Linked DNA regions of Homo sapiens: region 2 is linked to region 1. A link is a loop called in an ENCODE intact Hi-C map of the cell type or tissue named here. Cell type or tissue: GM12878. All regions are shown on one strand. Each heading gives the region's core, and the rest is flanking DNA. Links, peaks and the distances in the headings are about the cores only.

Region 1 (2,827 bases), core at 302-2,801:
TTCTCCCATGCTGTAAGTTGTCTGTTTACTCTTTTGATAGTTTCTTTCGATGTGTAGAAGCTCTTTAGTTTAATTAGATGCCACTAGTCAATTTTTTGCTTTTGTTACGATTGCTTTTGGTGTCTTTGTCATGAAATCTTTGCCTGTTCATATGTCCAGGATGGTGTTGCTTAGGTTGTCTTCCAGGGTTTTTATACCTTGGGGTTTTACATTTAAGTCTCTAATCCATCTTGAGTTGGTTTTTGTAACAGTGTAAAGAAGAGGTCCAGCTTCAATAAATTGTGCTGGGATAAGAAAGTATTCTTTATTCTAGAGACATTCTAATTACCCTTTTTAGCTATTTTGAAATATACAATAGATTATTATAAACTATAGTCACCCTACTGATTTATCATACACAAGGTCTTAGGTCTTCTATCATATTGTATGTTTGTACTCATTAATCAATCTCTTTTCATCCCCTCTGCCCCACTGTTGTTCCTGGCCTCTGGTACCCACCAATCTACTCTCTGTCTTAATGAAATCTACCTACATGTAAGTGACAATATGTGATATTAATCTTTGTGTCCTTTGCTTATTTCACTTAACATAATGACTTGCAGTTCCATCAATGTTGCTGCAAATGACAGATTTTTATTATTTTTTATAGCATAAAGAAAATACAAATATTTAAGGTGATGATATCCCAGTCACACTGATTTGATCCTTACGAATTACATGAACATATTAAATTACTGCATGTACCTTAAGATATGAATTTCTATTATACATCAATACAAAATTAAATCTAAAAAAAGAAAGTATTTTTAATGTTACTGACTCATTTCTCTTTTTGTTTCTATAATGAAAATCTTCCAGAGAGTTGATTGTACCATCAGTTTCTAACTGTTTTCTACTCTCCAATTCTCCCTTTAGGCTTCTCTGTGCAAATTCAGGTTTTAAGGTTAGCAGTGACTCACACATTACTAAATCCAGTGACCAGTCCTCAGTCCTCTTCTTTGTTGACCTATCAACAACATTAGACTAGGTTGATAATTCCTTACTCCTTAAGACATTTTATTCACTGGCTTTCTTCCCCTGATTTTCCTCCTATAGTTGTTTGGTTTGGTCTTCCTTGCAGTTTTCTCTTGATTGTTCAGTTCATTTCATATTAGTGTGGTGGGATCGGTGATTCATTTTTCATTACATTAAAACATAATGAAACTATTCACTGTTTCTAGCCTATTAACAAACCAAACTTGGTTTGCTTTGATATTGTGGTTACAGGTTTGTTTTAGTGTAAATAGCTTACAATGTGAACTATTGGAAAAGATCAAAGAGGACTGAGTCAAAACAGGAAAGCAGATGACCTAACGGAATTGAATATACTCATCCATCATCATAGAGTTAGACTCACTGGTTACTTCTGGCTTTTTTCTTCAACACAATTCAGCTTAAAATGGACAGAGAGGGAAGGGCCCCCCTCCCGCCCCACTTAGATGCTACACCAGCTGACAGAGGAATTTCTAGAGCAATTTAAAAATACGAGTGCTCTAGTAATTCCAAAACACTGTCCTCAAACATCTGTACAGGTGAACTCTGGTCACAGGTGTGTAGGGAGACCTGAGTGATTGGGAGTCATCACTTGGGCGGTGGTAAGTTTGCACCTCTCTAATTTCACTGTTGGGAGTAGCTGCAGAAGCTCTACAGAGAGGCTAAATTTGGGTGAGTGCAATCTCAAAGGAAAACAAAATAATGAAAACATCCTAGAGTTTGAGAGAGGGATCAGAACTCTAAATACTGATTTAGGGCTACCAGCTTATAAAAGTAAGCACTGGAGTTTGAAGTGAAGATGAGCTCACCCAAGGCAAAGACCACACAGTTTTCAGCATACTTAAGGAATACAGGGAAGAATAAGAGGGAATAGGCAAGTACTCAATATGGCAAGTGTTTGGAGAGCTTTTGCATATCATGATCAAAACTATAAAGCTGCTGGTTGTGGTGGTGTGCACCTGTGCACCTGTGGTCCCAGCTGCTTGGGAGGCTGACGTAGGAGAAGAGTTTGTATGCAGCCTGGCAACATAGAGAGAACCAATCTCTAAAAACAAACAGACAAAATACACAAAAAACCATATTTCCAACCAAAGCAAACACAACCTCTGCCTTACACTTGAATAGCTTATTTTATTTTATTAATCTTTTTCTTTACAGTCAGGGAAAACTCTGCCTCAAACCTGAAGAATTGGACTTTGAATTTATGTTCCTTCAGGGGTCCTTAGGAATAGTTCTTAAACTTTACAAGGCCACAAACTCATTGAAAATTTAATGAAACCTATGGATCCTTCCCCAGAAAAACAAAAATGAGTGTAAAGAAACAGACATACCTCTGAAAAAGGAAATTAGAGGCCTCTTGGGTGCTGGTAATAGTCACAGAGAAAGAGATGGCTGGTAATTTCTTGTGTTCGGTTCGAGATGTTTTTCTGCTGCTTTCTTATTATATTCACTTGAGATTTTGTTGTTATGATAAAACAGTACTGAACTCCTAGTTAGGGTTGCTAAGTTTTATTTTCCAATTTTATCACTGCCTTTTGTAATTGTGTCACATACATGCTTTCTCTTAATTAAACATAACGCTATTTATGCTACCTATGTTCTATTTTGGAGAGAATAGAACATGTTGAGTTGGAGCAACATACCTACAAACTGGTAAAATGAACAACATACCTACAAACCGGTAAAATGAACTTGACAGTAGAATTGAACCAAGCTGCCTTTCCTAGATAATTTAAATTAGAGGGAGTAAATTGCTCTTAAAGCTTCAGACAGAGTTTACATGTAAGTAAAGAAC
Region 2 (2,827 bases), core at 138-2,637, 370 kb before region 1:
GCACGGTGGCTCACGCCTGTAATCCCAGCACTTTGGGAGGCTGAGGCGGGCGGATCATGAGGTCAGGAGGTCGACACCATCCTGGCTTACATGGTGAAACCCCATTTCTACTAAAAATACAAAAAATTAGCTGGGCGTGGTGGCGGGCGCCTGTAGTCCCAGCTACTCGGGAGGCTGAGGCAGGAGAATGGCGTGAACCCAGGAGGCGGAGCTTGCAGTGAGCCGAGATTGCCTCACTGCACTCCACGTGGACTCCAGCCTGGGCAACAGTGCGACCCTCCATCTCGAAAAAAAAAAAGAATGTTTCTTCTATTACTGGAAGTGCTGACTACATGTCTTATGTTAAAGTTGCTTAAATGATCATATGATTTTTATTGGTAGTATTTAATTACGAGTTCCATTTGTCTTTTCTTTAATAGCCTCATTTAACCTCTGTCACTACAGTTGTTATTGCTATCATATGACTTGTAAGATAATTCCAAATATGTGGATAGAAAGTAAAAGTTTTAATGAGTCACTAAAAGATCCATTTGATGGTTCTTTCATGTTTTTGTCTTGACTTGCAACTCCAGAAGCTGCTCACCTTCATGATTTTGTCTGAAATCTGGATGATCTTTTGCCTGGATAATGGTCAACACTCAATTTGGCTTTGAAGAGTCAGGCCCACAATCTCAATTGTGATATAGAGGAGAGCCCACATTTCTACTCAGATTTTTGCTACAAAAATAGAATTCGTATCTAAAATAATAAAGAATTAATTGATATCTCATATAAGTTGAATCATGCAATATCTGTCCTTCTGTGACTGGCTTATTTTACTTAGCATAACTCCCTCTAGGTTCATCTATTTCACCTATATGATGTATCTAAGATACTTAAACGCATAGAAGCTGAAAATAGGATGATGGTTGCTAGAGGTTGTCAGGAGGGGAAGAATGGGGAATTGTTGCTTAACAGGTATAAAATTTCAATTATGAAAGATGAATAAGTTCTAGAAATCTTCTGTACAACACAGTGACTATAGGTAACAATATGGTATTAGACACAGTAATTTGTTAAGAGGATAAATCTCAAGTTGACTGTTCTTATCACAAAAAAAACAACATAAAAGACAATGACAAAAACAAAACATAAAAGAATACAAGGGCATTTTGGGAGGTGATAGATATGTTTAATAACTTGATTTCAGTGATGGTATCTCTGGCTGCATGAATTGGTCCAAACTGATCAAACTTGCAGTATGGTTTTTCTGTATATTAATTATACCTCAATAAAGCTGTTAAAAATTAATTCATGCTGATATAAACTTTAAAAAATTTGAGATGCAATTAAAATACAAGATTTAAAGAAATGTGAACACTGGTTGAAAATTGGTGAGAAAACATCTAATTCTGCCAGTCATCTCTGTTTCTCATTTATGTCATGCTACTTCTATCTAGATCAGAGCAAACTCATTCTGAAACTGTCTTGATTTTAGCTTCTGTCTTTCCAGGACCCATCGCCAGGAGCTGCTTTCCACTTATAGACACAAGTGGCTCACTCACTCTTCTAGGTGTTAGCTAGCAGGGGCAGAGCTTTCTCAGGTATTTTAGCATTCGTTGTGTTGGAAGGTCTCTGCTATGTTCCTGAAAATTCATTTTATCCCCTTTTTCCTTTGCTACATAGAAAGAGGAAGAAACCGTTATGTAGATTGTTCTGTGTGAATCCTCTTATGATTTTTATCACCATAAAACCTTTATGATTTTATCACCAGCTTCCCTGCAGTTTCATTTCACTTTTTTTTTTTACCTTATTAGTGTGTTATTGTTAATTTAAAAATAAAGAGATGACTCACTCATTAAACACTGCTCTGCTGGTTTAATGTTCCCCTAGCAATGGTCCTAAAAGGTTTCCAGATCATTTACAAACCTACATCTGATTCAATCTGATTTTAGTTACAGTCTGAGCTTATTATTACATACATTTTAAAGCATATTTAAACATAGCATCATTTGTAGTTTAAAAACAGAGATGTAAAATAACTTTGAAAAGAGGAAACTGAAGCTTTGTAATCATGTAGATACACTACCTGAATGGCTTACTGATAATTTCACTTTTTAAGTACATTTTACTAAAATTAGTCCGGATGTTTTTGTTTGGTTTGTAAGGTGTATAACTAAGTGTCAGTTCCTTAAGGGAGTTCAGTCCTCATGGAGTTTATAATCAAGTAAGAGAGTCAGGTGAAATGATGAAATGAAAACACTCATCAAATATAAATGACGTTCTTTAAATGCACCTCTGTTAGACTGACTCACTGAAATCAAACCTTGCCATTCCCTAGGGAACATTTTCTAATTTATGGCCAGGACATGCTGAATGCTCACAGCTAGTAGATTATTTTTTACTAAGTCTGCAGTGAGGCACCTGCTTGCCAAGAATTAGTTGTTGGTTCCCAAACCTATTTATGACAGTTGTATTTATTTTGGTAATAATATATTACAAGCAAATATTATAGAAACTAACGACATTGTGAATAAAAGAGTGTCTTATTTCTATGAAGACTAAGTTGAAGTCTTTGGAAAGGTTATAATAAAGGTAATAAAAATAATCAAATTATGTGTGGGCAAGATGACTACAAAAGATTAGAGAAAATCTTAAATTTTCAAAAGGTTATATACTCTGATTATTGTAAGAATCTTTAGATTTCCATTGTATTTAAATAAAATACTAAAGCCTAAGGATTACTGCAAATAAGATGTCTTAAGACTTCAACCAGCAGATTCATTCTTTAATTAAAAAAAGCCTTTGTTATATATAAGTACATTGGCAAATGTATACATTTTTAGAT

What was found. A loop is a pair of places that touch in the nucleus more often than their neighbours do. Peaks named below come from ENCODE experiments on the same cell type or tissue, not always from the same donor. Only the 100,000 strongest peaks of a DNase experiment are listed, where the experiment ranks them.
Region 2: it touches region 1 in a loop (2.3-fold over the local background); 1 of 110 quality-filtered maps calls a loop at or near these places.

Annotation. Positions count from the first base shown.
Region 1 is chr4:170,704,788-170,707,614 of GRCh38, forward strand. No RefSeq gene overlaps it. Among named protein-coding and RNA genes, the nearest start is that of LINC02382, 38 kb to the right of the region's middle. In GM12878, for the core only: no CTCF peak of the experiment used is centred there; a DNase peak (open chromatin) is centred at 1,334.
Region 2 is chr4:170,334,872-170,337,698 of GRCh38, forward strand. No RefSeq gene overlaps it. Among named protein-coding and RNA genes, the nearest start is that of LINC02512, 6.5 kb to the right of the region's middle. RefSeq lists an enhancer at 1,745-1,884. In GM12878, for the core only: no CTCF peak of the experiment used is centred there; a DNase peak (open chromatin) is centred at 1,490; H3K27ac peaks cover 1,266 bases.